4 separate regions of the Homo sapiens genome follow, and all the other regions are linked to region 1. Evidence: chromatin loops called from intact Hi-C (ENCODE). Cell type or tissue: gastrocnemius medialis. All regions are shown on one strand. Each heading gives the region's core, and the rest is flanking DNA. Links, peaks and the distances in the headings are about the cores only.

Region 1 (8,029 bases), core at 1,970-6,969:
CAGCTAACTACTGTGACATTTTATTTGTAGAAGTCCATTTTGCTATCAGACCTCAAGTTTTAAAATCTTAACTCACCCTCTGTAACCTAGTTCTCAGCTCTATTTTATGTAACGTTTTTAAAGGATTCAAGATTTAAAATAAACTTATCTCACCCCAAATGCACTTGTATATTTTTGACACCCCCTCATCTCTCTCTCTCTCTTGTCTCTCTCTCTTCTCTGTCTCTCACTCTATCTCAGTTCTCTTTCTCCTCTTCTTTCTCTCTCTCCTCTCTCCTCTCTCTGTCTTTCTCTCTCTGTCTCACACACACACACGGGGAAAAAAAATCACTCGAGTTAAGAATCAGTCTCTCATTTTACAGATAGGAAAACTGAAATCTAGAACTTGTCTGAAATCATGTTAAAAAAAAAAAAGTGGTAATCTGTGCTCGAACCCAGGTCTCCTGAATTTTCGTTCAGTGCTTTTTCCATTCTACAGTGATGCCTCCTTACTAGGTCATAGAAACAGTGGCAGAGGGAGAAAAGGAAAAATACGTCAGCTCCAAAGAGTGCAGTTTTTTTTTTTCTGTGTCCTTTAGCTGAGCTATTTTTGTGACTATTCAGTACATGTACAATGCTGCCTCTTGGAGTGTTCCGGCTAGACTAAGAGGCCATTCACTGCTGACTGCAGCCATGCCATCCCTCCATGGAATCCTCGGCCCGGAAATCAGATGGGAACAAACTATTCCAATATACAAATCAAATTTCAGAGTCTGAGTGTACACAGAAAAATTACTGGATATCCTGTTGGACTATGTACATAACAATGACACAGTGATTTATGAGGGTATGATGGGGCAGAGGGTAGCGGGTGATGTTGGAGTTGATTCATCACTTAAGCGCTAATCCATTCACCAGCTCCAGTCAGACTTCAACACAAATGCCAAATTATTCATCTTCCCTAAATCCAACCCTATTATTTTCTCTCTCAAAACCTTCAGTTGCTTCCTTTTGCATATGGAAGAGAGCGTGGACTCCTCCATCTGGCATTTAAGGCTTTCTATGATCTGTCCTCCCAGACATTGATAGGCTGTGGAGATACAGTAAGGTAGTTGTTATGAGCCACACCTTGCAGCCAGGCTGCTCCAGCACCAAGCAACACTTTCCCCGGGAGGTTGCTGCACCTCCCTGCTCCTCACTTTCCTCATTTGTGGAATAGGAATAGGGTCATTGTGAGAATTAAATAAGTTAATATTTGTAAAGGGTTTAACAGTGACTAGCTCATAATCCGTCACGTAGAAAGTTTTTTCTTAGCTCATTTAATAAGTACCTTTCTAACCCATCACTGATAGCATTTTTCTTTTGCACCAGACTTCTTTCTAGTCATTGCTGGGAGCGTCCTCTCATTTTCCTGCCTCCCTGTAGCTGTCACTCTCACTCCTAAACTGTTGGCGTTCTCATTTTGGCTTGCCCAAATCTTACGCATTCTTTTAAGTCCATGTTCAAGTGAATCCTCACTGATTTTGTTCTTCATTCATCCCCTTAACAGACTTTTATGGAGGGTCTACTGTGTGCAAGGTGTATTATGTAGGAAGCCTTCCACAGTTCCCAGAGCTAGGTGAGCTCTGTCATGTAGGCCTGTCTTGTACATATCACCTTCGACATTGCTGAGCAGTTTGTGTTGGACATGTTTGATCTCCTCCCCTAGAATATAAACAGCTGGAGAGTAGGATGCTTATTAGTAGGTGCTTATTAAGCTTTCTTTAAAATGAGTAAGTGCACATGCTACCTTTTATAGATCTGTTACCTTCTAATGAAGGCAAGAACAATAGGAACAAACATTAGTTTTGTGTGTGTGTGTGAGAGAGAGAGAGACAGAGAGGGAGAGAGAAAGAGAGAGAGAGATTTTGAATGGGAATAATTATGAGGCCACATCTGAGGGCAAATAACCACTTCCAAGTTGAAGAAAGGCAAGGAGAAGACAGGAATGAGAGGAGAGCTGTAGCAGTCAAAGGAAACGGGATGAGAATATGTTATTCTCTGAATCATAAAGCATTTGCTCTGAGAAATGTTTTTCCTTAAGTGGTATAAAATGTAAAATGAATTGGGTCTTAGTTTTTCTTTTCCTCTTTAGGAGGTTGGAGCTGATTTTTAAAATGAGGTAGGGGAGGGAGGTGGGGTTTGGAGAAAGAAAGTGAAAATTGTTTTCTGAAACTCTGTTTGTCAAATAACTCTCTGGAGAGAAAGTTCAGAGGGTGAGGGCCTGCCAAAGCTGACCAGCAGCACACAGGCCAAATCGTTCTTTCGTCATTGTCCTGGTCACTTCCCCACCCCTGTTCGCCACCCCCAAACACCTTTTTTCTTCTCTCTCTCTCTCTCTGTGTGTGTCTCTCTCTCTTTCTTTTCTTTCCTTTTTTTTCTTTTTATAACATATGAATATTATAAGTAAGTAGCTGGAGAAAATAAAAAAGCAAAACAAAACACAAAGTAAGCAGATGATTTCAACCTGCAATTATTTGTCAGGTCATAAAAATGATGTGTCTTAGATTTATTTACCTGATCTCCTCATCTGTTTTCCACTGGAAGCCTTCTGCTCGCGTCACCCTTCTTCATTTAGTTCCCCAAACTTCCACCCACTTTCTGACTCAAAGCAGGAGAGAAGCATTGAACAAAACCACTGGATTTGGAGAAGAGAGAAAAGCAGCTTTTAAGAACTGACTTTAGAGGTTTAGCACGAATTAAATTCCTGGTCTTTTCTTTCTGCAGATTTTTCAGCTATTGTTGTTGTTTGTTTTGTTTTGTTTTGTTTTATGTTTCTTGAGTTTATCGCTAAAGATGCTTTTCCGTGGATGGCACAAAAGTTCAGCTATGGCCATGTGCTTACTGAAGGCCTGTATATGGAGGCATCACAGTGGCTGGCCTTGAAGAAATTAAGATAGTGAAAGAGGACCCCTGTCTGCGAAGAAAGAGCTCATGTTTGTGTGTGTGCTCATGCTTTGGGTGCTACAAGGAGACTGGTGTCTGGGGAAGGGAGGAAGGGTGATGGTTACAGGTATAGGTAAATAAGTTTTCCAACAGTTAACAATACTTGGAGACAAGCTACAGAGTGATCAATGCTAGAGTTAGGAACGCTGTGAGAAGGCAAGGTGTTCTGTTTGTGCCATTGGGGAGGGCTTTGCTGTGGGGATTGGGGGAAGGATATTGTTTTAGGCTTTGCTAGATGGCTAGGACTTTAACAAATAAGAAAGAAAGAGCTGAGTCTTTAAGACAGAGGGAATAGCAGAGACATGAAAATATCTAGAGAGATTGGGAGTGGGAGGCTGAGTCTGGAGGTGAGATATCTGTATCCAATCAGAGAAGTTTCCTATGCCTTCCTGTAATGTTGGAGGCTTCTTTTTTTTTTGGTAATCAGTAAGGAGCTGTCATGGGCTTTGTAAAAGGGCTGTGATAGGATTACTCTGGTGTGTGTGTGTGTGTGTGTGTGTGTGTGTGTGTATGTGTTTTGCTTTTACTTTATACATTTCAGAGTCTTTTTAGGAACTCTTAGGCAACCTTAACTCTGGGGAGTGTGCATTGCCTGTCTTTATATGTCTTTACTTCTCTGTTGCTGCCTGGTTCTGCTCCTTCTCATGCTTCTGTAACAAAGTGCGGCAATGCAGGCTTCTAGAAGGTGATGTGAGATCTCTGAGCAGACCATGTGTGTGTTCTTCCCATCCTTTTTTCCCCTCCCTTTCTCTTCCTCCTCCTCTTTCTATATCACCACCCTCACCAGCAGCAGCAGCAGCACTCCCCTCCCTAAAATAAATAAACCAGTCACTCCAAAGGTTCCAAGCACATTAGTCACATATCCCAGAAGTTTAATACAGAATTATTTTGACAGCGAGAACAAGAAGTGTTTTCTAGTTGAACGCACAGAACTTGCTTATTCCAACTGGGCTTTCTGCCGCACAGACAGATGATACGTTTTTTAGATGGATTGGCCGCACAGCGCAGGAGACTGTCGCTTCCCTTGGATACACAGCAAACTGCTCACTACCAAAAGTGGCTGGGGAGAAGATGTGAAAGGAGAGAGAGAGAGCGCGAGAGAGACAGAAGAGAAGAGGAGAGGGGAGGGGAGGGGAGGAGAGGAGAGACGGGGAAGACAGAGAGAGAGAGAGAGAGAGAAAGGAAATCAAGTTCTTATTATGTACATAACTTTCTCATTAATGGCTTCCATAAGTCACTGAGAGATTTCTTTGTGTTTATTTATTTATTTGGCTGCTTTGGAGCCATGAGTCCTTTTTTAAACCCGGGTTTATGTCTGTTCTAAAAAATGAGGACAGATCGAGTTATTGCCATGCGGGTGGCTCTCCAAGCATTCCAGTTGCATAGCTCTTCCAGAAATATTTCTTGACGCACTTATTTAGCACTTTCTATTGCCGTTACTGAGCAGATTACAGAATCCTCCCGGCCCTTTCACCAAACCCGTCTAGAGCTGGTATGGATCTACTTGTGCCTATCTGGCAGATAGAAAGATAGAGGAATGGGAAGGTGAAGTCCATTGTTACTCATGAAGGATTTTGACCAGTAACCTCAGAAGAGTCAGAAGAAGAGAAAAAGCATGTGCTCTCCTCTTTCCTGCTTTGCTTTTCTGCTTCCAAGTCCCTCCTCCAAGCAGGAAGATCTTTCCTGAGCAGCAGCGTACCTGGGTGTGAGAACCCAGAGGGAGTGTGGTGGAGAGACGTGAAGGGGTCAGTTCCTGGAACATTCTGTTCCCTCTAGCTCCCATGATCATTGACTTCTTGCCTCTCAAGTCCTTCTAGGGATCTCCAGGCTTTTGAGAGGCTCAGCTGACCTCGCTCACTGCTGTGCATGCTCTCTGGAGCTTTCTTGTCCTCTTTTGGTTGTTTCTTACTAGCCCCTCATTCCCAGGACTTTTTCTGAGGAATCTCTGTTAGTTCAGGTAATAACTGGCTGTGAAACCTACAATAGTAAGTTCTTTGGATGTCGGTGTTTTCAGATGTTTCTTCTTCATGGAAACTCTTTATAAATCCCTCACAAAATGGGATGTCAAATCTCAATATGTAAAATAATCAAAGTGCAGTTAAATGGTGGTGCTGTTGTTAAAAGGTGGAAGATCTCATAGGCTTCTAGCCAGGGCCGAGTTATCTCCCCAGAAGAGCTCTGTGCCTCTGTGGACCCACTTAGTAAGCCATTGTACTGGAGTTGCTTTAAGGCTCCCTACAGCCCTGATGACCTGTGCTCAGCATTCTTTCAGCTTTCTGCCTCTTTGTATATCTTTCAAGCTTGAGAAAGATCCTCTATAGATCAGGAAGATGTGTCCAGTAAGAGATTTGACCTTTGCTGGTTTCTTGACATGGGCTTTGATGAAACCCTTTTAGCATGCTCACTTTAGATGATTCTTCTCAAGGGGGATGTCAGCCCCAGGACCCCCCAGACCTCCATCCCTAAACCCGGGCTTGCGTGTCTGGCAACCCAGGGCCAGCACTTCGTTCTTACACTCAGCTGAGTGGTAGTCCTGCCACCATTGCTGTGGCTCTGGGACTATAGCCTCTGCCTTAGGAACACTTATGAGAGGAATCGATGGAATTCCAACTATTTTTAAGGATTTTTTTTTTTTTTTTTTTTTTTGCTGAGTTTGCATTGCAAAAGGAAGGTAGAGCACGGGCCATCTCTCCCTCCTCCACTTATATTTATTCTGCACCTACCTGCACGTGACACTCTGCTATTCTTCAGAGAAGGTTCTGACCTTTGTGACCACGCTTTACATTTTCACATTGCAAGGCAATTTCTAAAGAGCTTTTCCCAGCTAAGATCTCATTTGAGCCTCACAACAACTCTGGGGCAAAGGAGACTGTAAAACAAACAAAAACAAAAACAAAAAAAACAAAAACACAAAACCAAAACAAAAAACAACCCCCAAAAACCTTAGACAAATCTAATTCCACAGTTTAATTAAGCAAAGAACAATTCGTGAATTGGGCAGGCCCCAAACCAGATAATCTGGCACTGCCATTTGGTTGAAGAACATTTGTGGACAGAACAAAGAAGGTGACGGACAGAAAACACAAGTGAGGTACAGAAACAGCTGGACTGGTTACAGCTTGGTGTTTTCCTTATTTGAATAGGTTTGAACAGTTGGCTGTCTTTGATTGGCTGAAACTCTGTGAATGGTACAAGAGTAGGTTGCATCCTGTTTACACATCCTGTTAGGACGGAGGAGGCAGCTTTAGGCTAAACGTAATTTAACAAGATTCAATGAGATTATACCTGTACGCCCAAGTTCACAGTTAGGTAGAGAAGGATTGTGGGGATTTGAAGCTTAGGCTTACTGACTTACGCCATTGTGCCATATCATTCATTCTCCTCGTGGCAGGAATAATGAATGAATATTCTATTAACAGGTACTACCTATTAACCGCTTACATATATTTCAAATGTTACTAGGTAGATACTTTTTACAGGCCTATTTCATCTTCTCAACAACCCTATAAGGTAGAAATTATTATGTCCAGTTTGTTGATGAATGGCTAGAAATATAGAGAAGATAAATAACTTGCTCAAGGTTATACTTCACAGAATTGATGGACCTCGAATTCTAATTAAGATTGCTGCCTCCAGGGGTCTATCAGTATAGGATGTGATCTTTACCCATCCTGAGTCCTAGGAGATATAAAACATGCTGTTGAAATAACAAAGCTGGTTTGTGGGTGATCATATACTATAGTAAATACGACATACTGTTAAGGGTTAATAGGTGGCTGTTTTCTGTGTTTGTTCCTGGAGATCGTAATATCTTTATGCTGTTCCTTCTACTTCCTTTTTCAATTTTATGAGCTCCATGTTGAAATTATGAGTCCTTAACCCTATTGAACTGTGTGCCATTGGGCAAGTTGTTTCTATTTCTGGGGTATTGATTTCCCCGTCTCAAAATAAATATCTTTTCCTGCTCCGATCATTCTTTCCTTTTAAGTATTACCTGGCTGGTGAATGTTTATATTGAATTCTCTTTGTACAATTCCTTTCAACAATATTGCTTGGAATTATAAAAACTTAATAATTGTTTTAAATTGAAATGACAATTGCAGGTTATCCTTGCTTTCAAAAAGATTTTGTTTCTGAAATGTAGCTTGTTAAAAGTTTGGAAATAAAGCATCACATGAAGAAATAAAGTTATATCAAGAAAGATGCCTAACACATGTTCTGATTGGCTAGCTGGTTGTGCCTTTTTTTTTATGTGTGTGTGTGTGTGTGTGTGTGTGTGTGTGTGTCACTCTGTCTCCCAGGCTGGAGTGCAGTGGTGCGATCTCGGCTCACTGCAACCTCCGCCTCCTGGGTTCAAGCGATTTTCCTGCCTCAGGCTTCCCAGTAGCTGGTACTACAGGCGCGTGCCACCACGCCCTAATTTTTGTATTTTTAGTAGAGACGAGGTTTCACCATGTTGGCCAGGCTGGTCTTGAATTCCTGACCTCAAGTGATCCACCCACCTTGGCCTCCCAAAGTGCTGGGATTACAGGTGGGAGCCACTACACCTGGCCGTGCCTTGTTTTTTAGTATCAGTTTTTTCTTTTCTTTTCTTTTCTTATCGTTTCTTTTCTTTTCTTTTCTTTAGGGTATGATTCTATTTATTTGAAGTTCCAGAAAAAGCAAAACTAATCTGTGGTAATAGAAAATCAGAGTATAGTGGTTGTTCGCAGGAAAGAGGTGGTATGAGATTGCCTGAGAATAGGCAAAAGAGAACTTTTCAGAGTGACAAAAGTATTCTGCATCTTTGATAGGAGCACGGATTACTTAGATGCTTTCCTTTTTCTCAACTGGCCTAAGTTTCTTTTTCTTTCTAATGCTTGTATAAGAACAACCTTCGTTCCCAAACACACAGACGTGTGTGTGTGGACACACACACACACACAAACAATTCTTCAGAAAGAAAGCCTCTTACGTGTGTTAAACTTGCCACTTTTTTCTCAAAATGTGCTTTGTATTTCTTTGGGTGAGCAAAAGAAGAATCTTCCTCTTCTCAAGTTCAGAGTTTGAATCAATTCTTCCTGTC
Region 2 (8,029 bases), core at 2,023-7,022, 310 kb before region 1:
AAGAATATCTCACATCCATACCTCTATGGAAATCACAGGCTCTAATCATTTACTCTCTGGGTGGCCTTGGAAAAGCAATTTATCACCTCTGAGCCTCAATTTCCTCATCTACAAAATGATGCTATCTAACAGGGGAGGATTTCCATGAAGAGGAACTGAGATAATATACAAGGGCATAGCACAGTACCTCAAACATAGTGAGAGAACAACAAAAGTTAGCTTTAATCATAATCATCAAAATAATAATGACATTGATAATTGTCATTGATAATTGGTCTAGCTCATGTCATCTCTTCCATGAAGCCTTCTCTGATCTTCAATCTGAGTGTGATTCCTCCTTCTTTTGAAGTCACCCTATACTTGTAGGGCCATCCCCATATGCTACAGGGTATCACAGTGACTTCTCCACTTATCCTGTCTCCTTCTTTATCTGCCTGTGGGTCATTTGCCTCATCTAAAACTGAATCCTGGCACTTGGTAAAGCTTTATTTCATGTGGATGTTTCTCTGGATTCTGCAGGCAGGGCCAGAAAATGTCAATGGTGATTGTGAACTGTTCTGGAAGAATAGGGTTTCCCTTCAGAAATAAAAGAGTACCTCACTGTGGTACCTCTCTGCCTGTGTGGACACACAACACAACCCAGCCCAGTCTGGGCCACCAGAGGAACCAGCTGGTCGAGCTTTGTGAACTTTGTCTTCATGCCCCGACACCCTACTTCCCAAAGCCTGGACCGGTAAAGTTCTTTTCACCAGAAAGGACAAGGGCAAGTGAGTGCAAGAGAGAAAGTGGCACATTTATCACTGAGAACCTGCTTGGGAAATGGGGGAAAGGGGAAGGGAAGAGATCTTATTTTCTAAGACTTGAGAAGGGAAAATGGAAGTGGGAGGGAAATCATCTGTGGCTTATGTTCTCTAAAGTTCAAAGGGAACTTGCTGCCCCATACATGATGTTGATTAGGGAAAGTATCATCTAGTTACACTGAACCCCACAGATTGGTAAGCATGAACTCAGAAGGGTCCCAGCTTTCTGATTCATCTGATCCACAAGCCTTGGTCAGCAAGCACGCAGTTGCTTTTGCTTTAAGATGACCTTATTTGAAATTCCTTATGTAGCTGTCACTGCCAGCACTAAAGCCTGGTCATTTACAGTAGCTGTCCTTTCTGAATTTAAATCTGATAAAACAGGCTGCGCCTGCCCCACACCTCCTAGGGGTCTAGATCTGAAAGGAGCCCCAGGGATCATCCCATCTAGTCTAACCCTGGCCCAGAGAGGAAGGGTCACACCACCAGGCAGTGCTGAAGCCAGGCCTGCAACACACTTTCCACTACCCCAAGATGCCCCCACTGGCTGTTCAATTTAAGGACATAACCCGTGAAGAAAGGAGATTGTGAAATGCTTCCACTAGAAGCCCAAGGGTGGCTGAAAGCCCAGATGCTTCTCTCTTAACCCTCCTAACCTAGTCCCAGTTCAGCAGTTTGCTTCCCACTGTTTCATGTTAACCCTTTTTCTCCATGAGGCCAAGGCTTGTCTTCCAATGAGCAGCTCCTTACAATAACTAAGCCGGCTTCTGCTTGTACCTTCCCAGACACCTCCACTGGCAAAACCTTTCCATTGAGCAATCTTCTTGTGAAAACTGACTCTTCTTTGCCCTTTACAATTACTCAGCAACTCTGCAAAACAGTAACCCAACTGTTTATTTTGATTTCAAGCTTGGGGTTAAAGGGCTAGCTTTGTCATTTTTTTTTTTTTATTCCCCTTGAGGAAGTTACTAGAGACCTCAGGGATTTCTTGTCTTTGACTCTTGACTACCAGCTTGACATGCCTCCATCTTCCACTAGCCCCCAGTCTGTGCCAGGTGACACAGAAGTTTCCAGGAAGGAAAGGGGATACTCCTCCAGAGGAAAGATACTTCCTAAATGGAGAGCTGGCATTCACTCAACCTTCCCTCCAACCACCCATCCCCAAGGCACCAACCTGCCCATGTTTTCAATGCATCTGCCAGGCTGCATCACTATCTCCCATGTTTGTTCTGTAGTTTCAGAGTTTACAAAGCACTCTAACCTCCCTCAATTCAGGGGATGTTCAGGACCTCCTGAAGGGTAGGCCACACAGGTTTGCATATTAGAGAGGAGATAATCATATATGTTTATGCTTATATCTGGGACTAACCTAATCAAGGTTAGAAATTATAGTCAGCCTCTTGACTCCACGTTCAGTGTTCCTTATAATCTTTCTTCTGCCAGCTACTCCCGTTATTTTCCATCTTGCATACCCAGCTAAAAAGAGTTTTCTAGAATACCATTCTTCTTCGCCTGCTCTCCCATTCACAAACTTTCAGCAACTCCTAAATGCCCATAGGATAAAATTCCAATGACTCTGCTTGTCTTTTAAGGCCCTCCACAGTATGACTCCATAATATCTCCCTAACATTATTTCCACCATGTCAGCATGGTGAAGCTATGTGAATTTCCCACAATGTCTAATGCACTTTTTAAACCTCTGGACCTTAACTTTTTTGTTTGTTTGTTTTTTGCTTTTTGTTTTTTGAGATGGAGTCTCGCTCTGTCACTCAGGTTGGAGTGCAGTGGCATGATCTCGGCTCACTGCAACCTCCACCTCCCGGGTTCAAGCGATTCTTCTGCCTCAGCCTCCCAAGTAGCTGGGACTGAGGCACGCACCACCACGCCCAGCTAATTTTTGTATTTTTAGTAGAGATGGGGTTTCACCATATTGGCCAGGCTGGTCTCAAACTCTTGACCTCGTGATCCACCTGCCTCGGCCTCTCAAAGTGCTGGGATTACAGGCATGAGCCACTACACTTGGCCTGGACCTTATCATGTTGCTTCCCCACACCACCCCACAGATCCATCTTCAAGGTGCTTCTTCAATAATGGCACCCATTGCTAGAATATCTCTGGATGCTCCCAGCACACAGTGAGCTCTCTCTTCTTAAATTCCATAGCTTGTGTAAACCATAATACTCTCTAGGCCTAGAGAGCAAATGTGCATCAGGCAGAAGTTAAGGCTAGCCTTTACCTGTCATCTCCCACCTCAGCTCAGAAAAGGGTCTCCCACCTCAACTCACATGCATCTGCTGGTGGTTATTTACTAAATATCAGGTTCAAAAATAGTTTAGGGTAGGGCTTGCCTTCTCATGGTTAGACAAATAAGAGAAACAGAAGAAAAAAATATTGGATCAAAGGTATAAAATTTCTATTTCATCATCAAAATACTAATTGTACCCTACTTTATCATAGAAGGAGGAGGAAGGGTGGGAAGAAAAAGGAAGACATCTAGAGGGATGGCTCAAGTTTAGAGCAAAGGTAACTGATTCCCATCTGTGGTTCTTCAAGGCCCCGGAAAGAACACACCCAGTGCTTTGGGTTTAACAGCGATGACCTTGAGCCATTTCACTTGGAGTCTCAGATTTCTGGAAAATGTGGGTAATTTTCTCTGCCCAGCCCATCTCACTGGATAATAGCTGTGAAAGTGCTTTGTAAGTGTAAATGCAAGAACTATGTGAGTGGTGACTAATTTCCAAAGGCCAGGCCGCCCCCAACCCCACCTTCAGAGCATTTCATCTGTTAAAATACATGAGACCATTGGGATCTGTAGAAGAGCAAACGCTCCCTTTTGCACCTATGCTGTTGACTGATGACCTTCTGGTGCTGGAAATGTCTTGTGATTCTTGGACTATTATTAGGGATGGTTAAACTGGTGGAGGGAGGCTAAAAACGGCCAGCACAGCCATCACTAACCTTTTGGTTTCCCATTTCAGGAACCAGTTTCAAAATAAAATCTTTTTTTTTCTTTTTTTTTTTAATGAGAACACATTTCTGTAGTTCTTCACAACACACTGAAAGAAAAGAGAATTTCACTTTGCAAGACTGGGGAGATTGTCTTTCCTGAGTTTGCTCAGCCCCAGCCATTAACCCTAGAACATTTGTTCCAAACTGGAACTTGAGCCTTGAAGTTCAGCCAAGTTGGGTGGACTTCCTGGTGCCTCCACTGCTGGCCTGTCTGAGCCCTGCCCTGGGACAAATGTACAGGACTCTAAATGGAGCAGAATCTCAGGGAACAGTAAAAGGGCTGGGGAGGGCAGAGTTTGGGGTTGAGGGACTCTGGGCTTCTTGCTCTCAAGTCCATATCTGCCTCTGAGTTACCCATGGGAATTTATTCCTCTCATATTTTCTTTCTTTATTTGTTATTTAATTCACCAAAATTATATATATGTATGGTGTACAAGATGATGTTTTGATATATATCTATACTATGGAATGGCTAAATCAAGCTAATTAGCATATGTAGCGCCTTATTTTTTTGTGGCAAGAACACTTAAAATCTACTCTGTTAGCAGTTTTCAAAGAGTTAATACATGCTGGGCTTCATACCTACATGAGGAGTTGATAGGTGCAGCAAACCACCATGGCACACATTTACTTATGTAACAAACCTGCGCATCCTGCACATGTGCCCTGGAACTTAAACAAAAAGCCCAACAAAATAATTAAATATATATATATATATTTATATCAATATAAAATGTATTGATGTTAACTATAGTCACCGTGATGGGCAATGAATCTCTTGAATTTATTAAAATGTGTCCTTTGACCAACATCTCCCCAGTCCCACCACCTGGCAGCCTCTGAGAATAACCATTTTATTCTCTGCTTCTATGAGTTCAACTTTCTTTTACATTCCACATATAAGTGCCACATTTTCATCTGAAATACCCTTGGGCTCCCAGGCTCCCATGTCCTGGCAGGCTTCAGTGAACCATCCACCTAACCGCCCCACTCCCCTAACACGCATTTGCAACCTCGCTTTAATTACCACCCCCATCTCCTCTAAAGCAGCCAAGATATTTTAAAACCCTTGTTTTGATCTTCTTTGCATATCAGTTACACTATTTCTGAGCGTGTTTATTTTTATTTTTTTTTTCCGGTGGTGAGCCCGTCGCTTTGAGCCCTCTGCTCGCACGTTTCCACTTCCTCTCACTTTCCTGTGCGTGGCTGTGGCCTCCGAGTGTGCTGCTCAGAGCAGGCCGGGTGATTCTCATGGGCCTGTGGCCTTTGATGGAGCCAGGGGAGGCAGGTTCTTCTACCACTGGTGCTCCCTTGCTCCTGACATCTGCAGAGGCAAGATGAAATTTCAGTTATGTTTCATTTGTTCCATCTCCCAAGGAAGTAAACCTGACTACTAGTCAGAAAAGGGAAAAAGGGCCCTTTCTTGGGCATGAAAGAGACCGGGGATTTAGTCCAAACTCTGACATTGACCTTAAGAAAATCCTCTTCCCTCTTGGGATTGAACTCAAAATTGCTGAAGCTCCCATGGATTCTAACCAACTGTTTTAACAATTAGCTATTCTAACAATGTGCTTTTCTAACAATTAGCAAAATCATTTACAATTGAAGATGAGCTTAGGATCAGCTTCTGAAATCAACAAGTTGGAGACACAGGAATGATTGAGGTGCTCCATGTTCAAGAAGTGATGCCTGAGATTTGTGGGATAAACCTTCTCTTTGTGATAGGATCTTGTGAAATGTGTATGATATGACTTGTGAAAAGTCCAAGCTAAACCCTTGTCATGACATACATCTAAATTCACATGCTTCCCAATGTTTTTTTATATACAGCATACCTAGAACATGGTATTATTTGTACAGCAAACTGGGTGAAAGAACAAGGCCACTCTTGCCCGGTAGCAACCAACTCATTAATTGTGGCTGTGCTGAGCTCTTCCTGGCCACTCCAAAGACTGAAGAGACACTATTTGGGCCCATTTGAAACCCAGATTTGGGAAAGTTCAGTTTAAAGGATTAAGTCAACTCTTTGTCTAATCAGAATAACAAGAGTGTTCTGGCCTATAAAAATCACAAAATTCTAGAGAAGACAAAGCAGGTAAGAAAGTGGGTCCCGAATCCAGACCACGGGGGTTCAGATAAAGACTCTACCATTTACCAACTCTATGTCTTTGGGAAACACTAAAGCTCAGTTTCTTCTATCTTTAAAATGGGAATAATAATATTCTCAGTGGCCATAGGACAAAATAAGGTAATGCATTTCAGTACATTCCAACTACTTAATAAATATTAGCTATGGTTATGGCTAATGCTAAACAGGAAATTAAAGATCATTTGGTCCAATCTTCTCATTTAAACAAAGAAGAAACTTTGACTTGATCAAAGTCACACAGATAGTTAGTAGCTGAACTGGGACTAGAACCTAAGTCTTCTGATTTCAGTCCTGTGCCTTTATATACTAAGGGGTATGATACTTCATTCTGTATTAAAAACATCCAAATTACTAAGTATGTAGGATGAATTATTTTCCACCAGAAGACATTTGGAAGGTAAGACTCTTCCTATTTGTTTTAAATTAGTTTACCGGTGACTCTGTCTTGAAGCATGGGCTTGAATGAGATGATTTCTCAAAGTATTGCCTCCTATTTTAGGTAGGTAGCCAAGGGCTGGCCTGCTTGGCTTTGGAAGGCACAGAAATGGGTACAGCGGTTGTACATCAGCATCTCAGATGCCAAAGGCTTCAGGTCACCAATACAGAAGTCCCATTTCACATATGAACATACTAAACCTCTGGTTGACTCAGAGCCACACATGTCCAACAGTAAAACAAGAACTAGAACTTGAATCTCCAACTTGATGCTGGTGCCCATTCCATAGATCTCACAAGGAGAAATAGGATTTAAGATCCACTGTTGCTGTATACTTGCCACTTCCTTCAACCCTATGAACGTGCTGACATGCCCTGCAAAGTCAATTGTTCATTTAATTGTGCTTTGTTCCTTTCTTTTTTTTTTCTACCTCCAGCCACAAAGGTTTGAGGTAATTTATAGGAAATACAATAATGAATAATGAAGAGTACATAAAAATAAACTACAATATCTTATCAATAAACCATAGGATATATAGGATTGTGCTTTCCAATGTGGCAGCCACAAGGCACATGTATCTATTTATATTTAAATTAATTAAAATTAAATATAGTTAAAATGTAGCTCCTCAGGTTCACAAGCCACATTTTAAGTGCTTAGTCACCACATGTGTCCAGTGGCTACTTATTGGACATTTCAGATACAGAATATTGCCGTGATTGCAGAAAGATCTATTAGACACTGCTGTCTAGACAGACAACCAAGTCATATATTCTTACACATTTGCAATAAAGCAGCCAAAATTTTGGCTCTGAGCTTCGTGTTGGCAAAGCCAAATAAAACAAAGCAAAATCAGTTGTGTCATCATCAATTCCTCAAGGGAAGCAAAGCTTTTCTAGCACTTAGACCTAAAAGAATTCCTCATATGGGGTTTTATAGAAAAGGCCACCAAGTGACAGAGCAAATAATGTCTTCAGAAACCACAAGAGACAATTTCAATTTATAATTCACTAAAATTCAACATAATGAAAACACTTCTCTGGTGAGAGGTTAGGATACTTACCTGGTTCTAAAGAGAGATACCTTAGTTACATCAGTCAAGTGAACTTGCTCTACAGAAATGACATTAGAACTGAGGCCTGAATGACAAGATGATGCAGCCATTGTAGATCCAGAAGAAGAACATCCAAACAGAAGGAAAAGTAAGTGAACGTTCTTCATATCTGAAAGTATTGAGCAAGTTTGAGGGAGAAAAAGGCCAGTGAACTTCATGGATGAGGCTGAGAGTGGAGGGAGATGATGCTGAACAGGCAGTTGGGACCAGATCATGTAGGGTTTTATAGCTCATGGTAAGAGGGTTTAGCAAAGAGATAAACTTATAATTTATGGCTTTAGAAAGATCAGTCTGGCTACTGCATGAAGAGCTGACTGTAGAGGGAAAAAGTGTGGGCAGGAAAAACATGATAATAGCTTGGAATAAGATAGTCAGCAGTGCAGATGGTGAGAAATAGTCTAATTTGACATATATTTTAGACGTAAAGTCAATAGGACTTGCTGAGAGATTACACATAGGGTTTCAGGGAAATAAAGAATATTAGAATGACTCAATTATTTGCGTTGAACGAATAGCTAGGA
Region 3 (8,029 bases), core at 1,600-6,599, 110 kb before region 1:
AAGACTAAGTAGTGTGGGAAATGGAGATGAAAGTATAAATATTCTTTAGTTGGAGGCAAGGGGTTGGGGATGGGGGAGGTTGTGATATGAGATGAGCTAATCAGTGGAATTGTGCCTGGGTGCTTGGACAGGGCAGAGTCTTTGGAACCTCGGAGTCGTAGGAGAACTGAAAAATCTCTCTGGCTTCCCTTCCCTTAGAAGGGATCCACTGCTTTCCCTCCCCCAACACAAAACAACTAGCGAGAACTCAGGGTCTTCTCTGGGGCTTTTGCTAGTACCAAACTCACTTAACTGTGTTTCCAGTCCCCTTTCTCTTTCCATTCCTTCCCCTTTTACTAAATCTCTTGCCTTTCCTGTAAAATTCACTCTCACTAAGGTGTTGATGACTTAATGGCTTACCTTTCCCTGCACATGTGCATTTTAAGAAAGCCTAAAGTGAAGAAGGGGAAAGTGTGGCTAGGCACCTTTACAAAGCATCTAGCTCCCTCTCCCATCCTCCCCCTTCCTCAACTCTTATAGATAGAAGAATAGGTAAAGGTCCACGAAGGTGGGTGCTAGACCTAGAGCCTATGGTCAATAATGGTGGACAGTGGGGGGTTAGGACATCCAATATGGTTTTCTCCACTTCGTCACCAGTTTTTCTGCTTGCACAGTTCCTGCCAGCACCAGGGGGCAGTTAAAGGAAAAAGTGTGTGGGCCAGGCACGGTGGCTCACGCCTGTAATCCCAGCACTTTGGGAGGCCAAGGCGGGCGGATTGCCTGAGCTCAGGAGTTAGAAACCAGCCTGGGCAACATGGCAAAACCCTGTCTCTACTAAAAATACAAAAAATTAGCTGGGTGTGGTGGCGGGGAACTGTAGTCCCAGCTACTCGGGAGGCTGAGGCAGGAGAATCGCTTGAACCCGGGAGGCAGAGGTTGCAGTGAGTTGAGATCACACCACTGCACTCTAGCCTGGGCGACAGAGGGAGACTGCCTCTCAAAAAAAACAAAAAACAACAACAACAAACAAAGGAGAGTGTGCATTTTTGCATTTAATTTCTACAATGCAGGCCCCAACCCCAACACCCAAAACTTTATAGTCTAGAATGTAGGCTCCAGAGGGGATTACCTATTCTGAATGGTAGGGGTAAAAGCCTGGGGCCTTAGGGTCTGGCAGTCCCCCCAGAGGCAGGCTCTCTGTAAGCAGCATGGGTCTAGAGTTGGTTTTGAGTGTACGCAGAGGGAGGAGAAGCTGAGCTGATGAGCTGATTGCTGTGGCTGGGACTTGAGTAGGATCTTTCTTAGAGTGACACATTCTGGTGAAGACAGTTCCAGGAAATGATGGACGGGAGAGGAAACTTGGTTATAAAGGGGCTTAAAAATGCCAGGCTAAGGAGTTTGGATATATCTTAAATTCATCATTTGAGGGTTTTGAGCAGGCTGAGACATGATTTAGAGGGGAGGTACTGGCATCGAGAAGCCCCCTGCTGCCCAATTCCAATGAGAGAGGTAATAATTTGGCCTAAGAATATTATTGGCTTGGCACGATGGCTCAAGCCTGTAATGCCAGCACTTTGGGAGGCTCGAGGCAGGTGGATCACCTGAGGTCAGGAGTTTAAGACAGCCTGGCCAACATCGTGAAACCCCGTCTCTACTAAAAATACAAAAATTAGCCGGGTGTGGTGGCATGTGCCTGTAGTAGTACCAGCTGCTTGGGAGGCTGCGGCAGGAGAATCACTTGAACCTGGGAAGAGGAGGTTGCAGTGAGCCGAGATTGCACCATTGCACTCTAGCCTGGGTGACAGAGTGAGACTCCATTTCCTCTGCTGCGCCCCACCCCCCCAAGAAAAATAATATTATCAATTGGTTCTTGTTCATTTACTCGACATAGGTTACTGAATACCTATTACGTACCATTGGCAAATATGAAAATTTTATAGCAGATTCCTGTATTTTATTGAGACAAATACGTTGTATCGAATCAATTGTAAAACACACTTTTTTCACATTTTAATATCACTGAAATGTGGTTGTCTTATTACAATGTACCATAGTTGTGCAGTTGTTTTTCATCCTAAGTTGGTAATGGCACATCTTATAGTTGATGGCTTAAATCTGATAAAATTGTTCATCATGTCGTTTATGAATGTACAGTGCTTTGCACTTTATAAAACACTTTCCAATCAGATACTCCATTTGAATCTCAAAGGTCCCCTGAGAATGAGGCCTGCTGCTGCTGTCACCTTTATTTTAACCCTTGCCCAAGGTCATATAGCTAATTAGGGATGTGTTCAAAATTACAACCCAGAACTTTTGCTTCTTGGTGGTGACGTGTGACTTTACCCTGCTGTTGAGCCAGTCTGGGTTAATTGGGAATGGGGCAAGAGTTAGATCGGATTTGATTTCAGAACTATGCTGAAGATGCTGGATGATGGGGATTTTGTACACGGGTAGAGTGTAACTCATAAGAACTGTGTAGCCCCCTTAGCACAGATATTTGCTGCATTAAGCAGAAAAAAGACAGGGAGATAGAAAATGGCAGGTAGCAGGTAAAACCCGGGGTTGGAGCCTGCTTACGGTGAACCAGAAACTGGCTTGGCCCTGAGCGTACAAAGATGAGGTGTACATGGTCCCTGCCTTTGAGGAGCACACAAGTGTGTGGTGTGTGTGAGGGGGAGGGAAAAAGGTGGAGTGGGGCATGTCCGTGTATTAAGTGCTTTTACAGGGTAAGTTTTGGCTGCTCTTCACTGAGAAGGCTCACCCTCAGGGAAACCACTATAGAGAGGGGGGTGTCTGAGCTGAACCTCTAGGAATGAGTAGGAGTTGTCCAGGTGGAAGAAGGACAGGTGAGAGAAGGACCTATTAGCAAGATAGTAGCAGATGCAGAAGCAGGGAGAAGCTGCTTTATTCTCCAGGCTGTGTTTTGAAAGGCCAGCCATGAAGAGGACCATGGAAAATGGAGAAAGAAGAGGGCCTTTACTTTTTAATAAGTAAGGTTTAAATTAATCTCGATAGGGGCCGTTAAGTGGTTCTGTAGAGATTCACAGGAGAATAAGGCTGGGTAGGGTCTCTAGCGTCATCTCTGTGGGAGTAGTTATTTGGATGGTAATGCAGGAGGCATAGTACCACTTTTAGTCTGAGTGAACCTGGGACTTTGACCCTGGGCCGCGATTAGAGGATCCAAGCTGAGTATGTTCATTGGTGGGTGGGACTTTTCCTGGAATCTGGCTTTGGAGGGCTGTGCTTTGCTAGAAGAAACTTAGTAGAGTGAGGAAGGGGAAGATATAATCATGTTGATGCATGCAGGAAGCTAGTATCTGGGTGAAAATCTGTTGGCTTGAGGGAACATATGAGGCGGAGAACCTGAGGGCAAGGGGAAGGGTGGAAGGATTTCAAGTGTGTTGTGGAAGTCTGCTGTAGGCTGCCTGGAGGCTTGGAGAAAAAGGCTGGTGCATTCTAAATGTTGGTCACATCAGTGAGATTGGTAGGTGGATAGGTAGCTGTAGGTAGTGTAGGGATTAATGTTTGGAAGCAGGTAAACCACAGAGTTGAGGCTGGAAAATGTTTCCTTTCCTATCATTCTTTTTTAATAGTAATATAATTTTGAAATATTTTCAAATGCTTACCACCTGTTATGTAATTATCATATTGATTCATTAAAGTAGGTTTTTTGATTACCAGTCTCATTTTGCAGATGAGAAAATGAATTTGGTGAAATAAGGTTACACAACTACCAGGAGGCATTCAAACTTCTGCCTCATTCTTATAGCCTCTTCACCACTCTTTTCTATGCCCACATGCATGAAAAGCTCAAATCGACATTGCTTGTCTGTGTTCTTCCCTGGAATTTAATTCAGCCCACATTCGTGGGGCCCTAGTGGGGTCACAATTGAGGATTCACATGGACAAACGGGCTTCTCAGTCCCACACTGGTGCTGTTCTAGCCCCTTTTTCTCTCTTAAGATGCTACCTTGGGTGTCGTCTCTCCCCAAACCTAACTGGAAAGGACTAAGCCTCTCTAGCAAATCATCTGCCTCTTTCAACAGAGCTCGCTTCCCCAGTCCCTTGTTGTGTTAAGAATGTGATTTATTCTTGTAGAGAGGCAGTTAGGGTCATAAAGTAACAGAGTGGGGAAGTGACAGTCTTGAACTCAGTCATTACCTTTGATCTCACGGCTCCGGTAACGGTGCTATATGTTCTCTGGTGCTGAACCATATAGCTTCTGCGTCCTCTAGGAAAGCTTTCTGGCTCAGGGCTCTGAGGGAACACCTACAATCCTTCCTATCACCTACCTGAGTCAGATGGGTCATCTACATTTTGGCCACTCACAGATAAAAGCATTAATAATCTGTTTATTGTGTTGTGAGAGGAGACAGACCCCAGGATGTTCAGTAGCTGTTTGGTGAATGAACAATGTTTATGGACACAAATAAGCATGCATCACCACTTCATCTTACATATTTGTGTGTCTGCCTCCTCTCCACTTTAAAATAAGCTGCTTGAGGATTGCAGTGATGTCTGCTTGTTGATGGCTGTATTCCCAATGCCCAGAAGAATGCCTGACACATGGTAGGCACTCCAGAAATACTTGCTTGATGAAGAGAGGGAGTAAAATAGTTCACTGCAGCCACAGGATAGCAATCATGGGGGAGCGGGACTGTTTTTACTGCCCCAGAACCTTGAGCCAGTTGTTGCTGGCACAGGTGGCATTGGGCAGTCCTGCCAGCAGAGTGAAGATTGAGGGACTGGGAGTGTAGAGCTGAGGGTTGTGAGATTAACTATGCCAAGGTTAATTGCAGTTGCAACTGCTCTTTCACTTTTCCCTCACACAGACAGGTGGTCTGGAACAGTCCTCTGTTTTCTTCTCTTTTGAGACAGAGTATTTTTTTGTTTGTTTGTTTGGTTTGTTTGTTTTGAGACACAGTCACACTTTGTCACACAAGCTGGAGTGCAGTGGCGCAATCTTGGCTCACTGCAACCTCCACCCCCTGGGTTCAAGTGATTCTCCTGCCTCAGCCTCCCAAGTAGCTGGGATTACAGGTGCCCGCCACCACTCCCGGCTAATTTTTGTATTTTTAATAGAGACGGAGTTTCACCATGTTGGCCAGGCGGTCTTGAACTCCTGACCTCGTGATCCACCTGCCTTGGTCTCCCAAAGTGCTGGGATTACAGGCGTGAGCCACCACGCTCAGCCTTGAGATGGAGTTTTACTCTTGTTGCCCAGGCTGTAGTGCAATGGCCCGATCTCGGCTCACTGCAACCTCCGCCTCCCAGGTTCCAGCGATTCTCCTACCTCAGCCTCCCAAGTAGCTGGGATTACAGGTGCCTGCTGGCACGCCTGGCTAATTTTTGTATTTTTGTGGAGATGGGGTTTCACCATGTTGGCCAGGCTGGTCTTGAACTCCTGACCTCAGGTGATCCGCTGGCCTTGGCCTCCCAAAGTGCTGGGATTACAGGAGTGAACCACTGTGCCCAGCCCTCTGTTTTCTTAATCCATGCCTTTTCTTATGCTGTTTTCTCTACCTGGAGTTTCCAGCCTTTCTGTCTCTGCCTGTTGTAAACCTGTGATTCTAGGATCAATATCAAAATCTACCTTGTGCCATGAAGCAATTTCCAGACTCCTTAACCCTTCCAACCCACACGTATCTGTGATCAGATACAACTCAATTTCATGTATTGAGTTCGGTACTTGTGTACAAAGTGATTACTGTATGCCAGGCAGAAATGCTAGATACTGGTTACAAAGAAAACTGAGATAGGCTCTGCCTTCCAGAGTCTTCCTTCTATCATAGGAAAGAAACTGAAAGAGAAGATGCTAAGGCTCTAATAAAGTAATGAGCAAAGGGCTAATGGGAACATGGAGAAAGGAGTGACCAATCATCTAGAAGAACTGGTGAATGCCTATGGAAAAGAAGACATTTGGTTGGGTTTTGAGAAGTGAATAGGAGTTTACATGGTGGATAGGAGTGGAAGAGCTTTCTAGCCATAGGGACCTTGGTGTATGTGCACAGGCCTGAGGCCTAAAAGTATTTGAGGAATATAAATGTGTGTTTGGAGATCACTGTGGGAGATGGGGCTGGCTAGGGAGGGTTAGTTGATAAAGAGCTGATGGGCCAAGCTAAGGATGATGGCAGAGGTGGGAGGGAGCAGGAAGGCTTTTATTATTATTATATTTTGAGCAAAGGAGGGCCTTGTTGGATCTGTATTTCAAAGAGCTCTGGTGGCAGACTGAGGGCAGGTTAAGACCAGAGGCAGAGTCCCAGCTTAGAAGGCTGCTGAAGTATTCCAGGACAGGAGAAATGGGCCTGTATCGGGTCAGCAGCGTACGGAGGGAAAAATGGATTCCAGAAACTGTTTGCTGCTAGAATAATATCAGGTAGCTTAATTCCTACTTTTGTCCTTCTAATTGTTTGACAGCTTATCCATCTTGGCTGGGGAAAAGAATTTTTTTAATGTACACCAAAGTTTGTAGTCAACAGGAGAAGCAGCAAGCTGCCAGCCAAGCATGGACTGGGGCCTTCTTGGCCAGAGTGAGCTGATCCCTTGTTATACAGATGAGGAAACTGAGGCCCCAGAAAAGGGACAGAGCTGCTCAATCACACCCTTGTCAGCTGAAGTGGAGTTGGGTCACAGCCTTTACTCCTAGGCCAGCCCTGTTTCCAGGTATTTTTCATTCTCAATTTCTGCTGTACCTCACACCTTCCTTCCCCACTCCACCCTCCACTAGGGGTTTCTCTGCTTTGGAGAATTTTAGGAGAGGATGTAACTTGGAAATTATGGTATCTTAGGCTTGAAACTTGCGCTTCATACTTAGAAAGCAATCAGATTAAGATGGTTCAGTTTGAGTGTGTGTGGTCTGGCGATTTATTTATGTAACTGCCATGGATGGCTGCCATTGATGCTTGTTTGTGAGAACCAAGCTATGCTTCCATGCTAATATCAAGGTTCCTTGCTTTTGACAGCTCCCTGCCCCTGCTCTCTACCATTCTCCATTAATATTTACTTATTTTTGCTTGCCTAGAAGTTTTTAGGCAATAGTTTTAGATCCATTACAAGGTAGATCCTCCTGTGTTTGTCTTCCCTATTGAACCTGCCCATCACAATGTATCTCACAGAAACCATGAGTATTTCATAGCCTTCATAGCACTTTTAATGTAGCAAATACATTTTATAATCATTTGTATTACTTTGTTCCCAAATATAATGCAAGAGACAAGTTGGCTAGATCAGTCTTATCTTGCAGATATTGGTCGGGAGTTCAAGGGTCATAAAACTTTCCTAACTGGGGTGCAGGGCCTTAAGTGGCAGAGTGAGAATCAAACCCCCCTCTCCAAAACTCCTGTCTTGTTCCTTAACTTTTGCAAATGAGCATAGTTGATGTGAACATCCCTGCAAGCCCTTTACACAGGTGAGAAGTAGTTATTATTATTTCACTAGTACTAATTAGTAGCATTAGGTGACTATATTCAAGGCTTTGGAAGGCAAGACTAAAAATCAGATTTGGGACAGGGAGTTCAAAGATCTGGGCTTCACCATACCGGATCATTTTGGCAATAGTGGTGATTTTTGGTGTAGGGAAAACAAAGACCTATGTTTGGGCTAACCACAAGCCCTGTGATCTTGAACAAGTTCTGGAACATCCCTGAGCCTAAATTACCTTTCAATGGAGATCCTGTGATCTATCACAATGCATTTGTGAGAATCAGGGGCATTTCTGTGATGGCGCTTTGTCAGTGGTAATGCAGTCTGTACATGTGTCCGATTCTGGGTGCCCAGCGGGGCATCTGGCACACAGTGATGACACCTTACTGTGCTTGTGGGGCTGAAAGGATTTAGACCTAGACAACTCCTAGTTCAAGTCCTCGTTGTGCTGTTTAATACAGGGTGCTCCCTTGGTGGTCACAGGCACTATTTGTTTTCTCCACGTATTCATTTTTAGATCTCTTATTAATGAGGTCACCACAGTTGAGTATAGTGTGCCCGCAAAAGTGGGATGAGTGCCACAGACATTCACGGGCATTTCCAGGTTGTGCGCTGATTTGTCACCAGT
Region 4 (8,029 bases), core at 1,954-6,953, 190 kb before region 1:
TATACAAATAGAATATGAATATATTCTTACTGTAAAAACTGTAAATACCTAAAAGCAAGCATCCTCTTGTCTGCTCCAATCTTGACCTCAATCTCTGCCCTATTCCCCACTAACTCCAAACCCTCTCATCCTTCTTCCCCTCCCCACCTCCACTGTTATTAGTTTGGCATATCATTTTAGACCATTACTCTATGCAATTAATTTATGTGCATATAGAAATATTGCAGTTTGTTTTTTATGTAAATGGCCTATTGCTGTATATATTGTTCTACAATTTAAAAATTTAACAAGCAGTAGAGACCTAACAGTGTTGGTGTCCCTGAGTGGGGCCTCCTGTTCCACGGTGTCACTAGATCACAGTTAAGCCACTCACCTATGAAGGGAAATTTAGGTGGTCTCCATTTTTTTTGTTTATTATAAACAAAGCTGCAATGAACACTTTTTATGCCCTTCCTTAGAAACAACCCCTAAAATGCCATTTTTTTTTTTTTTTTTTGAGACAGAGTTTCACTCTTGTCGCCCAGGCTAGAGTGCAGTGGCACGATCTCAGCTCACTGCAACCTCCGCCTCCTGGGTGCAAGCAATTCTCCTGCCTCAGCCTTCCAAGTAGCTGGGGCTGCAGAGGCCCACCACTACGCCCAGCTAATTTTGTATTTTTAGTAGAGATGGGGTTTCACCATGTTGGTCAGGTTTGTCTCGAACTCCTGACCTCAGGTGATCTGCACACCTCGGCCTCCCAAAGTGCTGGGATTAGAGGCGTGAGCCACCATGACCTGCCAAAATGCCATTATTTTTTATTCTAAAAGATAATTGCCAAATTTGACTCCAAATATATTGTATCAATTTTCAGACCCACCAACAACATATGAGAGGATCTTTTCTTATGACCTAGTTAAAATTTGATTTCATTGATCCTTTTAAATCTTTTACCAGTCTGATAGTAAAAAGAATTTGGATTGTTAATGTTAATTTGCCTTTTGAATATGATGTTTCCTTTTAAGGAAAATAATAGAAAGTATTGACACGTCTCCAGGGAGACCACAATATGCTGGAAAGATTAAGGTCTCTGGGGTCGAAGGGCCTGGGATGATTTTTCAGATCTACTACTGACAACATGGCCTCTGGCAAGTTGCTCACCTCTCCCAGCCTCACTCTCCTGTCTGTAGAATGGAGACAGGCGGCACTCTGCCTTCATACAGATTGTGCAGTAGTTGTCATGAAAATGCTTCTTAAATGGTGCAAGTAGCTCTTACCTGACTTTTAGAAGATGATATACTGAGGCCGGGTGTGGTGGCTGACACCTGAAATTCCAGAACTTTGGGAGGCCAAGGCAGATAGATCACTTCAAGTCAGGAGTTCGAGACTAGCCTGGCCAACATGGCAAAACCTCATCCCTATTAAAAATACAAGAATTATCCTGGTGTGGTGGTGTGCACCTGTAATCCCAGCTACTCTGGAGGCTGAGGCAGGAGAATCGCTTGAACCGGGGAGGCAGACGTTGTAGTGAGCTGAGATTGCACCACCACACTCCATCCAGCCTGGGCAACGGCGGGGTGGGGGGTGGGGTCTGATGGGGGATGGGGGAGACTCTGTCTCAAAAAAAATTATACAAATAAAAATAAGAAGATGTTAAATTGGTGCTCATTGAGGGCTTACATATTCTCAAGCACCAAGCAACGTCCTTACGTAGCTACAATGGCCTATGTCTTATGTTGGAATATGTTTAATCAGAATTTCTTAGCAATCTGAAAGATTAGGCCTTTGAGTTTTTTTTAGTTTGCTTGATTTTGTCTTTGTTTATTTACATGTCTCATTTTTTATTTAATAGAAGCAAATGCAGAACAAGGCCTGGATTAGCTGATCAACAGTGGGATGGTGTGTTTCCTAAAGCCCAGGATCTCCACCTCACCCAGGGAAATGTTGCAGTCTTTTCTGAGTTTATTTCTACTATAAGAATTGCACTATCATATTTGCTAGAGGTCAAAGCATTTCCTACTTTGGGAAGATGGAAAATTTGATAAACCTAATACACAATGAAACTAATTATCAGACACAGAAGCCCAGAGGGGTGCAGAGAACATTTTTCACGCTTTGGCCCTAGAGCCCCATTTCCCCTTTCTAGAAGCATCTCACTCTCAGTCCACGAGGTCTGAGTGGGACCTGTCCCCAGCCCTGGGGTGGAATGCATGGCTCAGGCCTACATCAGTTAGTGCACTGCAGTCACCAGCCCCCGTGATTGGCTCACAAGAGGGCATGTGATAGAAGAAGCCTCATCAGAGCGAACCTTAGGGTTTTTGCAGAGAAGGCTGGGACAGAGAACTTTCCTACTTCCCCCACTGCACATTATCCTAAAGGACTTCACCCTGGAAACTTATGGAGGTCTTCTTGAGAGAAAAGAGAATGTTAGAATGGAGGTAACATAAAGGAAGAAGAGCTAAAAGATGGAGAGAGCAAAACCAGATCCCAAGAACACAGCCAAAGCCAGATGTCCTCCTGGCATCTCAGTTGTACAAGCTAATCTGTTGTCTCCCACATTCCCAACCATGTGAACTTTTTTTTTTTTTTTGGCTGAGTCTGATCTATCACTTGCGACAACTGGCACTAGTGGGGCCCCATGCACACGCACACAACCACACTCAATATTTCTTTCCACATGCGGAAAGCAGGATGGTGTCACAGCAGAAGCCCAGGCCTGGAAGGCAAGAGATCTAGGTCTGTCTGTGGCTTTGTCTCTTTGACATTCAACTTCTTCAGCTATAAGGTGGCTGGGGAAGGGGGAGGTTGGACAAATAAGCTCAAGATGCCTTCCTGCTCTGACACTCTCTGAATCTGTCAACCTGAACGTCTTGGTGCTCCTGGGGCCATTGAGATTGCTGGATCCTGATTCTTTGAAGCATTTCATTCATTATGGTAAAGAAGGGTTTAAGTGGCCACCAACAGAGAGACGTGAAGTACATGAAACAATTAGGTTCTCTGTATCTCCAGCAGAATTGGCCCCAGAAGAGGGTCAGGCTTTGCAAAGACACAGAACATTTTTCCCGCTGGGCTCCTTGGGAAAAGGTCTCAGCATTATGGAGGGTGTCTCTGGCTATTCACAGCTTGCCAGTGGGAACAGCCAAGAAGGAGAAGAGGTCACATGGCCAGGCCTGCTGCCGGCACAGAGTGTTCTGTGCAGCTGATGGCTGGGCAGGGATGAGGTTTGCCCGATCCCCTGCTGAGGCTTCCTATGAAAGGTAGGCCTGAGAGTTGCCAAAACATATTCTGCAACAGGGTCTATGAAGGTCACCATAAAGCAGGATTCAGACTCCATATTAGTTGGTTATCTCTTCTATACAGAATGTTATGCCAAGCATTTCTATATATATTCCTTTTGTTTGTTTGTTTTTGTTTTTGTTTTGAGAGGGAGTCTTGCTCTGTCGCCCAGGCTGGAGTGCAGTGGCGTGATCTCAGCTGACTGCAAGCTCCACCTCCCGGGTTCATGCCATTCTCCCACCTTAGCCTCCGGAGTAGCTGGGACTACAGGCACCCGCCACCATGCCCTGCTAATTTTGTTTTTGTATTTTTAGTAGAGACGGGGTTTCACCATGTTAGCCAGGATGGACTCGATCTCCTGACCTCGTAATCCACCGGCCTCGGCCTCCCAAAGTGCTGGGATTACAGGCATGAGCCACCATACCGGGCCTGCATTGTGTATTTAAACCTCACAACAACCTGGTTGTCCCCTAATATCACTTCCAGCTTATAGGTGTAGAAACCATAGCTCAATGAGCTGAAGTTGCAGTAATTTACCCATGGTCACACAGTAACAGAACCACAGTTAATTTCCCTAAAAGAAGACAAGATAAGGGCTTGCATGGTGATCTTGCCATGCCATGAACAGGAGCTGCAAACACAGGGATCAAAACATGTGCTCCAGTCGCTTCTCACAGCTGCTTTGGTAAACACTCTGAGACAGTGTGTGTCACTTTCTTGACTGGACTGTGAGTTCTTGGACATCAGGGCCCTGCATGATCCAATTATATGTGTCTCCCACAGTTCCTTGCACAAAACAGGAATGTGAAAAGCAGTTTCTCTCTGGCCAACCACTGACCCCAGAGAAGGATTGGCCCCAACCAAAGGTCAGCAACTGGATGTACTTCGGGGCCAAGCAGGCAGTGGAAACACAAGAAATACCCAGCAAAGTATGAGACAGAAGTGCGTGGTGGAAGACTAAAGGAACAAAATGTACGGGACTGGCCTAAGTCATTCAGGTCAAAAAGTTTCAGAAGGAGTGTACAGCCAAAGAAACGAAAACAAAAACAAAACCAGGAAGACCGAATGGGGCCCCAGAGCATCAGCTTACAGCCCTCACTATGACTCCACCCCGACCATTTAGTTTGATGTGGAATTGACAGGTATCCCTCCCACACTGTAACTCCAGTCTTCCAAGATGGAGACCATGGCTGAGACACTTTATGTCTGGTTCTCATTTAACGCAGCATGTGGCACAGAGTAGATATTTAGTAAATGTTTGCCAAATAAGCTCTTAAAATTAAATTTTTCCAAACTGGTATAAGCCTCGCGACGACAAAGATGTGTGAGGAAAGCTACTGACTTAGTTTCCACTGACTTAGTTTTTCTAGTTTCACTGGAAACCAGAATGTTGATTGTGTTGTTTGGATGGAGAACCACCCATAGCAAGTGTCTGTATGTATCATAATACCTAGAGGATCTTTTGGATAACTGGTTGGCCTCCATACTCTAAAATAAGAAATATATACAGCTCTTAATTCTGTAAGATATCTAATCAATCACTGATTCACTCAACAGGGATGACACTGAGATGATAATGGTGAGAAAAAAACAGATGTAACTGCCTTTCCTTGTGGAACTTATGGTCTAGTAATCAGCTAATCACATAAATAAATGCAAAATCATAGTACAACAAGTGCTCAGAAGCATATAGCACTTTAAGAGGCCTGGTTTGGGAGGATCAAGGAAGTAATGCATGTGTTGGCTAAAGAGGAGAAAAACCAGCAGATTCAAGTCCCCTGTGGAAAAAGTAGACTTTTCCCTGTGGAAAAGCAAAGAAGAGGATGTGTAAGGCCGACGTGGCCAAGCCCTGGAGGAAGTGAGCATATGGTTTAAGAGGCTGATAGAGGTCAGACCATTCCCAGTTTGTAGGCTTTGGAAAGAATCCTTGTCTTTGTCCTAAGAGCAATGCGGTGTATCTACTCTGCTAGAGAAAAAGAATAGTCGAATAATGCTATAGTTCTCCCTTCCTCTAACCTGCACTCTTTACACAGGCTTTTATGTTGCTGCCCACCTTCTCTCTATGTGGGATGTGGCAAGGGAAACATGTTTTAAACTCTTGAAGATGTAAAAGTTATTTCCTTCTTAGAGTCTGAGCTGCAAATGGCATTTCTCTCTTAGTGTACCACGACATTGCCACAGAAACACCATTAGATACCCCTCTGGGAGCAGAAGCTCAGAGCCCTACCATTAGTTACTTTATGTCCAGTATCACATCAGCCAGCAGTTTCTCATCTTTTGGATTAAGCAGACCACATTTTAACCTAAAAAATATAGGTGTCCCAATTAATACTACTTATCCTTTAGAAATTCTGATACAAAACCTTTCACATAGCACTAAAATAAGAGGAATACTTAGGTATAAACCTAACAAAATATGTACATGATCTATATGTGGAAAACTGTAAAACCCTGATGAAAGAAATCAAAGAGCTAAATAAATGTACATGGCTAGAAAAACTCAATATTGTCAACATGTCAGTTCTTCTCAAATTAATCTATAAATTCAACCCAATCCCAGTTAAAATCGTAGCAAGTTACTTTGTGGATATCAACAAACCGATTTTAAAGTTTATGTGGAAAGGCCAAAGGCTTCAGAGCAGCCAATACAAGCTTAAAGAAGAACAAATTTGGAGGATTGACACTATCTTAACTGAAAGACTTACTATAAGGTTACAGTAATCAAGACAGTAGGACTGGCAAAAGAATAGGAAAAAAAATCAACAGAACAGAATATAGAGCCCAGAAATAGACCCACACATGAAAAATCAACTGATCTTTGACAAAAGAGCAAAGGCAATTCAATGCAGAAACAATAGTCATATCAACAAATGGTGCCAGAACAACTGGACATCTACATGCAAGAAAGTGAATCTAGACATAGAACTTACACCTTTCACAAAATATCAATTCAAAATGGGTCATAGACCTAAGTGCAAAACACAAAACTATAAAACTCTTAGAAGATAACATAAGAGAAAATCTTGATGACGTTGAGGTTGATGATGATTTCCTAGAAACAATGCCAAAAACACAGCCTATAAAAGAAAGAATTGTTAAGTTACACTTTATTAAAACTAAAAACTTCTACTCTGTGAAAGGCACTATTAAAAGAATAAAGAAACAAATCACAGACTGGGAGAAAATATTTGCAAAACACATATCTGGTAAAGGACGGTTATTCAAAATATACAAAGAACAGTTAGAACTCCAGAATAAGGAAACAAACAATGCAATTTAAAAATGGGCAAAATATCTGAACATTCACCTCACCAAAGAAGATATACTGATGGAAAATATGTATTTATAAGATGTTGCACATCATACATCATTGGGGAATTACAAATTAAAATAACAAAGACATATTAGCACCTACCTATTAGAATAAAGATAACTCAAGAAACTGACAACCAAACGCTGATGAGGATGTGGAGCAATAGTAACTCTTATTCTCTGTTAGTGGGAATGCAAAATGAAATAGACACTTTGAAAGACAGCTTGGCAGTTTCTTACAAAATTAAATATACTCTTACCATACAATCCACCAATCACATTCCTTGGTATTTAATCAAATGAGTTGAAAACTTATGTCCATACGAAAACCTGCATATGGATGTTTACAGCAGTCTTATTCATAATTACTAAAACTTGGAAGCAACCAAGATGTCCTTCTATAGGAGAATGGATAAACAAATTGTGGTATATCTATACAGTGGAATATTATTTAGCAATAAAAAATGAGCTAGCAATCCATGAAAAAATATGGAGGAAACGTACATGCATACCACTAATTTTTTTAAAGCCAATCTGAAAATGCTACATTCTGCATGATACTGTCTATATTACATTCTGGAAAAGGCAAAACTATGAAAGCACTAAAAATATCAGGTGTTCAGGGGAGAGAGGAAGGGATAAATTGGTGGAGTACAGGGGACTTTTAAGGCAGTGAAACTATTCTGTGTCTATAATAGTGGATGCTATAATGGTGGGTACATGTCATTACACATTTATCAAAACCTGTAGAATATTCAACACAAAGAGTAAACCATAATGTAAACTATAGACTTGAATTAATAACACTGCAACAATATTGACTCATCAACTGTAACAAATATACCACATTAATCCAAAAAGTTAATAATAGGGGAGGCTGGGGAGAGAGGTAGGACAAGGAAGTGTATGAGAAATCTATACTTTCTGCTCAATTTTTCTGTAAAACTAAAATTGCTCAAAAAATAAAGTATGTTAATTAAAAATTCTAATGATTGATAAAATATATGGTGACAAAAACTGTGGTTTTAGTGACATAGTTTTAAAAATTGTATTTGATTTATCACAACAGTATCCGCAATACACTTGAGAAAACAAGTATATATGAGTAAAATATGTCTATTTTTTGCAGTCTCTAGACAACCTTGAGCGCATATATGGAGCTCTTACAAACTCCACAGACCTGAAAGAATACAGTTTAGGAATCATTGCTGAAGGCTTCATAGACTTCTCTTGATTTAATGAATGAAACATCTCCTTAGAAGATCGGGAGTATACTAGCAGCAGGTCAGTGTTGCTGGTGTCAAATCTCTCTTTCTTGACGCCAGGGGACTCTAATACCTTTCTCACTGCAGAGAAGGGAGGACAAAATGAGAGGTTTTATGTAAAAGCATCTTACAGAGTGCCTAGTACACTGTAGCTGCTCAGTAAATATTAACCAAATCTGAATCCGGTGTTGTAAAGGAGA

Evidence for each region. A loop is a pair of places that touch in the nucleus more often than their neighbours do. Peaks named below come from ENCODE experiments on the same cell type or tissue, not always from the same donor. Only the 100,000 strongest peaks of a DNase experiment are listed, where the experiment ranks them.
Region 2: it touches region 1 in a loop (3-fold over the local background); 4 of 110 quality-filtered maps call a loop at or near these places.
Region 3: a loop joins it to region 1, with 2.5 times the contacts of the local background. A loop is called at or near these places in 44 of 110 quality-filtered maps.
Region 4: a loop joins it to region 1, with 3 times the contacts of the local background. A loop is called at or near these places in 2 of 110 quality-filtered maps.

Annotation. Positions count from the first base shown.
Region 1 is chr3:188,262,431-188,270,459 of GRCh38, forward strand. All of the region lies in intron 2 of LPP (LIM domain containing preferred translocation partner in lipoma), which reads left to right. Among named protein-coding and RNA genes, the nearest start is that of FLJ42393, 88 kb to the left of the region's middle. In gastrocnemius medialis, for the core only: no CTCF peak of the experiment used is centred there; DNase peaks (open chromatin) are centred at 2,261, 2,576, 3,951, 4,721 and 1 weaker place; H3K4me3 peaks cover 2,611 bases; H3K27ac peaks cover 5,000 bases.
Region 2 is chr3:187,953,831-187,961,859 of GRCh38, forward strand. LINC01991 (long intergenic non-protein coding RNA 1991) reads right to left here. Exons shown (of 3, transcript NR_135538.1): 3 at 4,945-5,133. Among named protein-coding and RNA genes, the nearest start is that of LINC01991, 19 kb to the right of the region's middle. RefSeq lists an enhancer at 4,994-5,133. In gastrocnemius medialis, for the core only: no CTCF peak of the experiment used is centred there; DNase peaks (open chromatin) are centred at 3,693 and 4,011; H3K27ac peaks cover 4,801 bases.
Region 3 is chr3:188,155,037-188,163,065 of GRCh38, forward strand. The region is part of intron 1 of LPP (LIM domain containing preferred translocation partner in lipoma); the gene reads left to right. Among named protein-coding and RNA genes, the nearest start is that of LPP, 4.9 kb to the left of the region's middle. RefSeq lists an enhancer at 356-1,254. In gastrocnemius medialis, for the core only: no CTCF peak of the experiment used is centred there; a DNase peak (open chromatin) is centred at 4,625; H3K4me3 peaks cover 744 bases; H3K27ac peaks cover 4,898 bases.
Region 4 is chr3:188,073,279-188,081,307 of GRCh38, forward strand. No RefSeq gene overlaps it. Among named protein-coding and RNA genes, the nearest start is that of LPP-AS2, 77 kb to the right of the region's middle. In gastrocnemius medialis, for the core only: no CTCF peak of the experiment used is centred there; DNase peaks (open chromatin) are centred at 3,153 and 4,073; H3K27ac peaks cover 4,189 bases.